Regions from separate parts of the Homo sapiens genome. Here region 1 is linked to region 2. A link is a contact called in ENCODE Hi-C or POLR2A ChIA-PET data. All regions are on one chromosome and are shown on one strand. Each heading gives the region's core, a stretch centred on a gene start or an enhancer-like site at or near the end of the contact. The rest is flanking DNA. Distances are from core to core; before and after follow the strand shown. Region 1 has its middle 49 kb from the start of IGF1R. Region 2 has its middle 100 kb from the start of LINC02351.

Region 1 (5,462 bases), core at 964-3,463, 75 kb before region 2:
CCAGCCTGGTCTCAAACTCCTGACCTCAGGTGATCTGCCCACCTTGGCTTCCCAAAGTGCTGGGATTATAGGCGTGAGCCACCACGCCTGGCCAGATTTCATTTCTCTTAGGTAAACACCTAGGAGTGGAACTGCCAGGTCATATGGCTACTCTGTGTCTAACATTTTGAGAAACTGTGACACTGTTTTCCACAGTGGCTGGACTATTTTACATTTCCGCCGGCAGCATATGAGGGTTCCAATTTCTCCACATTCTTACTACTACTTGCTTTCATCTGTCATTTTTATTATTGCCATCTTAGAAGATGTGAAGTGGCATCTCACTGTGGTTTTGACTTGCACTTCCCTGATGGCTAATGATGTGGAGCAGTGGTCCCCAACCTTTTTGCCACCAGGGACCAGTTTCATGGAAGACAGTTTTTCCACAGATGTGGTGTGGAGGGAGCAGCATGGCTTCGGGATGAAATTGTTCCATCTCAGATCATCAGGCATTAGATTCTCATAAAGAGTGTGCAACCTAGATCCCTCGCATGTCAGTTCACAAAAGGGTTCATGCTCTTATGAGAATCTCACGCTGCAGCTGATCTGACAGGAGGCAGAGCTCAGGCAGTAATGCTCACTGGCCCGACTCTCACCTCCTGCCGTGCAGCTGGGTTCCTAACAGGCCACATGGACTGGTACCAGTCCACTGCCCAGGCTTGGGGACTCCTGATGCAAAGCATCTTTTCTTGTGCTTATTGGTCATTGTATACCTTCTTTGGGGAAATATCTAATCAAATCTTTTGCTTATTTTACAATTGGGTTATTTGTCTTTTTTTTTTGTTATTGAGCTATATGAATTCCTGCTGGGTGTAGTGGCTTACATCTGTAATCCCAGCACTTTGAGAGGCCAAGGCAGGGGGATCTCTTGAGCCCAGGATTTTGAGACCAGACTGGGCAACATGGTGAAACCTTGTCTCTACAAACAATATAAAAATTAGGCAGGCTTGGTGGCACATGCCTGTAGTCCCAGTTACTTGAGAGGCTGAAGTTGGAGAATCGCTTGAGCCCAGGAGGTCCAGGCTGCAGTGAGCCGTGACTGTGCCACTGCACTCCAGCCTGGGAGACAGAGAGAGACTCTGCCTTGGTGGGGCCGGGAAACAGAAAGAAAGAATTCTTTATGTATTCTGGATGTTAGTCCCTTATCAAACATAGGATCTGGCTGGGCGTGGTAGCTCACGCCTGTAATCCCAGTACTTTGGGAGGCCAAGGTGGGTGGATCACTTGAGGTCAGGAGTTCGAGACCAGCCTAGCCAACATGGTGAAAGCCCGTATCTAGTAAAAATACAAAAAAATTAGCCAGGCATGGTGGTGCACACCTGTGGTCCCAGCTACTTGGGAGGCTGAGGCAGGAGAATTGCTTGAATCCGGGAGGTGGAGGTTGCAGTGAGCTGAGATTGCACCACTGCACTCCAGCCTGGGGGACAGAGAGAAACTCCATCTCAAAAAAAAAAAAAAAAAAAAAGGTCCTTCAAATATTTTTTCCCATTGTTTTCCAATTTGGCTTTTTAACTTTCTTCCTTTTTTTTGGCCTTACTTTCTTAACAATAAGGTGTTTTGAAAGGAAAAAGTGAAACCAACGATTCAACTTATCTAGACTTTTCTGTAATTTTGTATGGCTAACTCACTATTTTAGAATGATTTGTGTCTCTTGGCTTTCAGTGTTCTACTGTGAAAAGTTATGAAGGTTCAAGTTTTTGTAAGGAAACAAAAATGTCTATAAGAAGACTGATTGGTGTGCTCTCCCTGCGTGTTTACTAAGGCTTTCCTTGGCCACTTTGTTATTTCCCATATTTAAAACATGGCCAAGTTCCTGTGAATGATTGTTTTCAAGGAAATATCTTTGTAATTGAAAACGAACTAAATAATATATTATATGTTTGCTATGAACACAGTGTGGCAGCTTTGAATTCATAGGATTTCAGGCTATCAGTGTAAATCAGGAAACGGCTTCCAGGAAGAGAAAGTGAGAGTGAAAGCAACCGACAGAGAGCAGGCAGGGCCAGGAGAGAGGGCTGCAGGCTCCCTCGCAGGGGAACCCCAAAGAGCACATTCTTTGGGGAGTGACCACCCTCCGGAGCGAGGAGCCTTGGGGATGGGATCCTTGCCAGTGCAGTGTGTGTATGTGTGCGTCAGTGCAGTGTGTGTAAGTGTGCGTGTGTGTGTGTGTGTGTATGTGTGTGTGTACATGCGCATGAGCTGAGAGAGAGAGGAGGAGGAGCAGGAGGTGGCGGAGGCAGGGCAGAAGGTATCTTTTCCCATTGAGACTTTTTTTTGGTCTTTTAAAACCTCTTCCGCGAGCTCAGTCTTTGTAAACATACCTGTATGCCCAATTCTCTCCAGCTCAAGAAATACAGGGGCCTGATTTTTCTCAGAATTGTATTTACCATTTTTTTTTAAGAAGGCCTCAGCTCTGCCCTGGTGCTTAAAGCTCTCTCCTGCACATGTGTATGCGTTACATCCACCCTAGGTCATCAGCTACTCGCAAAAGGTCCTGATCCCACTGCAAATTAAATTCCATTCCAGTTTTTTGAACCTCACATATTTAGTTCATGACATAGGGGCCCTGGAAATGTTATATCTAAAACTTGGTGTGGATTGTTAACTAAAAACTTGGGACTTGGTCTGAAGCCCCCATTCATCCTGAGCAGCAAGAGGAACACGTGGTGGCAAAGCCTGCGGGCTGTCTATTCTCACTATAAATAGGAATGGTCTGTTTTGCAGCTCTCCAGCTTTTAGGCACATAATATTTGCCATATGTATGCTATCGCATCCCTGCTATCTGCATTCACACAAACCATGGATCCCATGCTCTTGTCTTGCTTTCCCGTTGCAACTGCAATTGTTTGTTGATAAATATCTTTTATCTCAATGATGTGGACATAATATCCACACTCTTCTCCCGACGTGTATGAAAGACGGAAGAAGGGAGAAGGAGAAAACAGACACGGAGGACCTACTAGGAGCCATGAGCTTTGCCCAGTGCTTTCTTTACTCTAGCAAGGACATTAAACGCACTTAGTGATCATTAGTTCCATGCCTACCAGGAGCCAGAGAATTTCCGCACATCATCTCTTGGAGACAGGTATTTTTTCAGCCTTCAATGATGTTAAGTAATTTGCTGGAAGTCACATCTTCTGAGCTTGGATTTGAGTTCAGTAGGTTCTGATTTGGAGCTTTGCTAACTTTGAATTTCAAATTTAAAATGTAAGATTTTGCAGAAGTAGATGGCTTGTCTTTATCACCTAAAAATAAAGCATTCTTTCCCAGGAATGGGTTTGCAGAACTGCATCTACAGCAATTCAGGCTGGGGCGTGCAGCCAGATGACCTGGGTTTGAATCCTGGCTCTACCCCTTGCTGGCTCTGTGACCTTGGGCAACAATTTAACCTCACTGTCCTTATCTGTAAAATGGGCATAGTGATGATGGTAATTCTACCTACTTAGAAAGGTGTTGTGGCTGGGCGCAATGGTTCACGCCTGTAATCCCAGCACTTTGGGAGGCTGAGGTGGGTGGACTACTTGGTCGGGAGCTCCAGACCATCCTGGCCAACATGGTGAAACCCTGTCTCTACTGAAAATACAAACATTAGCCGGGTATGGTGGTAGGCACCTGTAATCCCAGCTACTCAGGAGACTGAGGCAGTATAATCACTTGAACCTGGAAGGTGGAGGTTGCAGTGAGCCGAGATTGCTCCACTGCACTCCAGGCTGGGCGATACAGCAAGACTCAGTCTCCAAAAAAAAAAAAAAAAAAAAAAAAAAAAAGTGTTGTTAAGATCTGGTAAGATGACCTGTGATGTGTGATAAGCCGTCAATATTAGCCAGTATGACTAAGACTTGCATATACAACCAGAGCTGGAACACCAAGCTACAGGATTGCTTTCGCAGGTGTTGAATTAAATAGATCAATTTGAAAGCAATAAGCCTCTTTCCTTCCTTCCCTCCCTTCCTTCCTTCCTCTCTCTCTCTCTTTCAATGCAAGAGTGGGCTTTCCTAGCAGTCAAATATAACTTAGTTAATTCAACAAATGCTTGTAGAACCGTACTGTAGTGCCAAGTGCTGTGCTGAGTGCGAGCTAGAGATTTGGTAGTGAAAACACAGATTGCACATTCCCATTCTGCAGACTGTGGAGCTCACAGTCTAGTGGGAAAGACACCAATGATACAATCAGACCTACCAGAGGGGAATGCTTTCTCATAAAGTCAACTCTCATGTAAAGTTTTTTAAAAAATCTTCTAAAATTTACCCTGAAATGTATTTTTTTCTTTTGCTTAACAAATTATTGCTTTACGGAATTATATGTTGTGTATTTTCATAAATCTCTTCATCCAACATATGCTATATATGTACATGAAAAGTCTGTATATATACATTTCTACACAAACCTTGTTGACAAACTCTGCTTAATGTTGGTTCCAATTACAAATGGTAAAATTCAATGTTTTTCACACATCAGATATTTAAGTAGTTTTAAAAAGGAAATATCTTAAAATGCCAACTGGAATATTTTCGGAGCAAAGTGTCATCTTAATGAGGATTCATGATGTAGCAGTGGATGGAAGATGTTCTGGTCTTTTAAAATGTATGTTTGGTGTTTCACGAGGCTATTAGAGAGTCCAGGGAACCCTCACTTTTCCTTTTGGATGCCATAAGATTCCTAGAAGGCATCCTGGGGCTTTTCTTTGTTCTTGATGTTCTGATCCTAAATGACTCGGGGCTGTGAACTCCTGGTAAACCAGTGAGTCATAGATCCTGCTCCAAGACACTCTTTGGGAGTGGGGAGTGCTAAGAAAGCAAAACTGATCAAACCGGGTGTGGCTGAGGGGCCCTTCCACAAAGCAAGTAGCTTTGGACACAGGCTGTTGCTTCTAGAAAGGAGGAGTTGCATGTGCAAAGGATACGTGATGGTTTGGTGAGGTGGTACATGTGGGACAGGAACCAGTTGGGTGTCAACAATGACGCAGGTGCCAAGCTGCATGTTCCCCTCCCATGTCTGGCTCAGGAGCCTTCCAACTCACACAACACACAACAGCAAAAACAAAGAACAAAACGAACCAATAATTTGTTTTGGAGATATAACTTCTGGAGAGAGAAGACTCCTTCCCACCCAGGTCTGGACATTTTAAAGACCTGGAGAAGTTTTCAGAGTGGGAGTAGTGTGCAGCGCCATTCTTTCCTGGGGTCCCTCTGGGGCATATTCGCAGGGGACTTCAATGTTGCTCTTGGTAAGTGAAAAAGCCCAAGCATCATGGCCAAGATGTGGAAACCACGTGATCCAGTTCCAGATACAATGCAACATAATGAAAGGAAATATTGTATCATCCTGATTACCTTTAAATAGCTCCCTCTTCATCACTCCCTCTTAAATACACACACACATGCGCACATCTCTTTGGAAGTGGCAGAAGCCAAATGCTTGGA
Region 2 (5,264 bases), core at 1,705-4,204:
TGATACCAGGGAGGCTGTGGTGATGACTGCACAAAACCTCAGATTCTTTGATATTAAATAAATGCCAGGCACTGCCTTGCACAACTGTGGGCATTCCTTACTGAATCCAACAGCCCTCCTTAAAAAAAAAAGTTAAACATAAGCATACTTTAAGTTAAAAGTAGCTCTGAGTTTTAAAACATCATGTGGTGAGGTTTGGAGGCTCAGAAGGAAGTTTGCATTTGTGAGTATTGAGTTTTCTTAAGGCATACAACTTAAGAACACGCAGCTCTGGGGACTGGACTGTGCTGTGAAGCACATACCTTCCTAGAAATCAGGACCCCTGCTACATTTCTGGTTCTGGATTCTGAGCTGCTGAGGTGGCATTTGGAACTCTTCTCCCTTTGGATGCTTCACCGCTACCGCGGGTGTGCAGAACACCTGGGTTCAGACCCCTGCAGAGCTCTTGCCACAAGCTTCCTATATTTTCTGATGTTGTCCTCTTTCTGATTAGAAACTAGTTTTCATGCTCTCTGCTGAGCCCAAAATTAGTCATTTAACACCCCCCCCCCACTTCTGGCAGATTTCTTATTTAATAAGGATTTCTTCTATAATAAATTCCTTTTACAAGAAAATTGATTTGTGAAGAAAGAAACAGGCCACCTATGTGACAAAATAAAGAAAAACAAAAATAAAAAAAGGTTTTCTATAAGCAGTATCTATTCCTAACTATTGTTTAAAAATAGGACTTGAGGCCGGGCGCAGTGGCTCATGCCTGTAATCCCAGCACCTTAGGAGGCCGAGGTAGGTGGATCAGCTGAGGTCAGGAGTTCAAGACCAGCCTGCACAACATGGTGAAACACTGTCTCTACTAAAAATACAAAAAAATCAGCTGGGCATGGTGGCGGGCACCTGGAATCCCAGCTACTCAGGAGGCTGAGGCAGGAGAATCGCTTGAACTGGGGAGGTGGAGGTTGCAGTGAGCCGAGATTGCACCACTGCCCTCCAGCCTGGGTGACAAGAGTGAAACTCCGTCTCAAAAAAAAAAAAGTATATATATATCAAAAAAAAGTATATATATCAAAAAAAGTATATATATATGTGTATATATATGTGTGTGTATATATATGTGTATATATATGTGTATATATATATGTGTATATATATGTGTATATATATATGTGTATATATATGTGTATATATATATGTATACATATAATATGTATATATATGTGTATATATATATGTGTATATATATGTGTGTGTATATATATATGACTTGATGGCCAGCTGCAATGGCTCACACCTGTAAGCCCAGCCACCACTTTAGGAGGTCAAGGTAGAAGGATCGCTTGAGCCCAGGAGTTTGAGACCAGCCTGTAGTGAGACCTTGTCTCCACAAAAAAAATTAAAAAATGAGGCAGGAGGATTGTTTGAGCCTGGGAGGTGGAGGCTGCAATGAGCCGCGATTGCACCACCGCACTCTGGCCTGGACAACAGAGTGAGACCTTGCCTCAAAAAAACAAGAAAACTAAACAAAAAGACTTGAATACTACTTCATAATTTTGTGTCCTTAAAAATGTGTTCACATTATCCAGAGCAAGAATTGTTCGTACTGTAGTTGAAGAATGACAGCCCACGTTACTAAAAAAAATCAAGTGATTTCAGCCAGCTTTTCCCATGACATACTGCCTCATAGTTGCTGCCAGGTAGTGGCTTTCGGCAAAGTCCAAGTTTCTAAGAGTGAGGCTAGTAAAATGTAAAATGTCTTCGGTAATGTTTCTTAAAATAATGGGCCCATATGATACAAATTACATTTGTTAAACTGAAAAGATTTTGCTAACCTTTGTGGTAAGGTAGTCTTTGAAGAGAATATTTTGCTAGTGATACTAAATCAATGATTAATTGCAAAACATTGATCCCGTTCAAGGTCTTCATTAGTTGACCTTGCAGTTTACATAGGAAGGACCAAAAGGTGCTAGGAAGGGCCTTGGACATTAGGCCTTGCTGGACTGATCAGCAGTGGCTGACCCAGCCGCGGTCGTGGCTGATGGGACAGGCAGTGACCGAGGGAGTGGATCTATTGCTGCAGCCCTGGGAACCCAAGCTTTGATACGAAGATTCTGAATGATTTAAGCATTTTCCCTAAAGGACACCTTAAGACGTACCATTATGTTTGTTTTTAAGGTAACTACGTCAACATATGCTTAAAGGGAATTCTTCAATTTGGGGTTTGCTGGGGGTTTCAGTTTCTTTACAGTCTGCAGTGAATTATCGTTTTAACTGTGTGCCTTTTTCATAAAAGCATTTTACATTGTACTGAAAAGATTGCATTCTTTTGGCTTTGGAAAAATATTTCCTGTTCAGTTCAAGCCATTACAGCCTGTTAGCGTTTCACATCTGGAAGCCTGTGCCTCCCGTCACCAGCGAAGCGAGTGTGGCGGCCTGGCTGGGCCCCCAGCGCCTGCGTAAAGCGCCGGGACTTGTTTACTTCCCAAAGCTCAGCCTTGCGGGTTTTCGGGGAGTGAGGGGGTTCTGAGCGGGGGAGAGGCGCTTCCTTGCTCCCAGGGCAGGGGTGTGTGTGTGGGTGTGTGTGTGTGTGTTCATTGTGTGTGTGTGTGTTCATTGTGTGTGTGTGTGTGTTCATTCTTCCTGGGATGGAGATGGAGGGGTCTTCCTCTTGGGTAATGAGGGAGGTTTCTTTCTCCTGGGGGTGGGGAGGGGAATCTTTCTTCCTAGTGAGTGTTGCATCCCCCCTCCCCTCATGCCTTAAGCAGCTATTTTTCACTCCCACCCAGTTTTCCAGAAAGCCAACCCAAACATTCTCCGTGTGAGAGGGAAGTATCCCTCAGGGAAGAGAACAAATTTGAACAAAAAACGCTGGGCAGCCTGCGGCCTTGGTGTGGGTTGGAGCTGCAGGCCTCAGTCTGGCATCCCTTGTCACCAGTCACCCAGGCTGGGTTGAGGGACGGCCCAGGAGAGGTGGCCCTGGTGCCTGCTCTGTGGCTCTTCTTCCTGGGGAAACAGGGGACTGCGTCCTGCTTTCAATCTTTAAAAGGGAACCAAGCCTCTGGGTGCCACGTTACTTTATGAGCATTAAGCTCTCCCCCAGTTTGCTGTGGTCTGAGAGGGTTAATTTTTGTGGCCTCTGGGACCCTGCTCTCCGGAGGTGAGCCTGATGCTGCCCCCACTCTCGGGATCATTGAGCTGGGCTGTGTCTGCTGATCCTGGTGGCTTCAGTGCTGAGAACACTCCCCCAGGGACCTGTCCCTGTGGCCTCTTGGGTGGCCAGGCACTAGAGCTCTGGGGCAGTGGTGCCCTGGGACAGAGTCCACTGAGTTCTTTGAGGGAGTGTGACAGCCCCCACAGCATAACCTGTAGGGGAAACGATTTCATGGTGTGGAAGGAGCAAAACATTCACTGCATTTCTCCTGATCACACGTGACCAGAAATGATGCCAAGCAAGTCTAGGCTTCCTGCAAGAATCAGGCAGGACCCTGAGCACCCAGGCCTCAGACCTGACGGCCTTGGGTGAGGTGCCCCCCTCCCTGCAAATCCAAATGATCACAGTGTCTTAGCACTCCGCTGGCAGGAGGTCAATTCACAAAGGGCCAAGGTCAGCATCTTCTTGGGGCTGGTCAATCAATGCTCTTCCGTTGAACTTGCAACCTTGCTGTAGGAGACGGGTGGTCCAGATCTGACAAACATCTTTCCCAGAACACAGGGCCAGCGACAGAAAGTAAAAATCAAGATCAGATCTGTCCCTGCCCCTTAACACTGGAGTTCCTGGGTGTGTTTTGAGAAAGGTCGCTATTGAAGTTGGTTTCCATGGGAGGAGCATGCAGCATGCGTGCAGGCCCCAGGGTGGAAGCAGCCCTCTCTCCAGTTTGTTTTTCTTAATTTCTTTGAACGTTCAGTGAATCTTTTTTCAGACTTGTGGGAAGCCACTTGCCCAGTGAGTTGAAATGAATAGCAGTTTCAACAGAGAGCTTAGTTGAACAACCACCCAAATGGACTGAATGCTTTGTATGGGAAAAGCACGGGAAGGGGTCTTCATGGTGGGCTGGGGAGGGGAGGGAAGCTGTGTTGTACTCGGCATGCCCCAGCTCCTCTCGTTGTTGTGAGTTGGGGAGTGACTGCTCTGAGACAGAGTTGAGCTGTGAGTTAGGGAGTCCGGCAAGACAGAGGATGTGGCCCACATGTGCTCATCCTATCCTGGGCTGAACACAGGACTCAGTGTCCCCCAGAGTCCTTGCCCTTGTGTTTTAGGGCTCCAGGAGAGAGCTGGCTGCATTTGAGATGGGCCTTGAGGATGGACAGGCAGAGAGAGCTCTGCAGCGGAGGGCATAGGGCACCCTGGGTACGGCAGAGGAGGGACCTGGGATTTTTTTTTTTTTTTTTGAGACAGTTTCACTCTTGTCGCCCGGGCTAGAGTGCAGTGGTGCAATCTCAACTCACTGCACCCTCTGCCTCCCGGGCTCAAGCGATTCTCCTGCCTCGGCCTCCTGAGTAGCTGGGACTACAGGCGCCTGGCACCACGCCAAGCTACTTTTTGTATTTTTAGTAGAGATGAGGTTTCACCATGTTGCTCAGGCTGGTCTCGAACTCCGGACCTCAGGTGATCCACGCACCTCGGCTTCCCAAAGTGCTGTGATTACAGGCGTGAATCACTACACCTGGCCTGACCTGGGACTTTTAAATGGCATTTGAGCTTGGTAAAGGGGACTGTTTTGATCCGGTCAGTAGCACCAGCTGAATGTTTTACACAGGTTTTGAAATCAGATAGACCTGGGCTCATGCCCCAGTGCTGCCCCTTACTGGCCAAGCGTTATCCTCTAGAGGCCTCAGTTTCCTCTTCTGTGAATGCGTTAAGCAGGATTCAGTGAGGTCACGGCTGTGGAGTGCTCAGCATCGTGTTGGCAACTGGAGCCGAAAGCACATCAGCTGCTGCTGTTATTTTAATTGGTGATGGAGGGAGGGCGGATGGACGGATGGAGCAGATAGTTGTTACAAGATGCCGAGGGCCCGGCCCGGTGTCTCAAGCTCGTAATCCCGGCACTTTGGGAGGCTGAAGTGGGTGGAATGCTTGAGTCCAAGAGTTTGAGACCAGCCTGGCCAACATGGCAAAACCCCATCTCTAAAAAAAAAAAAAAAAAATCACCACCACCACCAGATATTATCTGATCATAGTGGCTTGCACCTGTGGTCCCAGCTACCTGGGGGGCTGAGGAGGGAGGGGACCTTGAGCCTGAGAGATTGAGGCTACGGTGAGCTGAAATCGTACC

Evidence for each region. Hi-C counts contacts between places; a loop is a spot of excess contacts on that map. ChIA-PET counts read pairs that join two places held with the same protein, here RNA polymerase II (POLR2A). Pooled maps may share reads with other maps.
Region 1: a map of sciatic nerve shows a loop between it and region 2 (5-fold over the local background). The contact joins two enhancer-like sites. A Hi-C loop is called at or near these places in 4 of 168 maps with a recorded cell type or tissue (CD8-positive, alpha-beta T cell, endothelial cell of hepatic sinusoid, ovary and 1 more) and 8 of 50 pooled maps. POLR2A ChIA-PET finds 5 or more read pairs at or near these places in 4 of 52 experiments (CD4-positive, alpha-beta T cell, activated B cell, activated CD4-positive, alpha-beta T cell and 1 more).

What each region holds. Positions count from the first base shown.
Region 1 is chr15:98,597,187-98,602,648 of GRCh38, reverse strand. No RefSeq gene overlaps it. Among named protein-coding and RNA genes, the nearest start is that of IGF1R, 49 kb to the left of the region's middle. RefSeq lists enhancers at 1,885-2,034, 1,657-2,157, 2,158-2,658. Within about 2 kb of position 2,213, at least 20 of the 41 ENCODE cell types and tissues checked have a DNase peak (open chromatin) inside an H3K27ac peak, as active enhancers do.
Region 2 is chr15:98,523,006-98,528,269 of GRCh38, reverse strand. No RefSeq gene overlaps it. Among named protein-coding and RNA genes, the nearest start is that of LINC02351, 100 kb to the right of the region's middle. Within about 2 kb of position 2,954, at least 4 of the 41 ENCODE cell types and tissues checked have a DNase peak (open chromatin) inside an H3K27ac peak, as active enhancers do.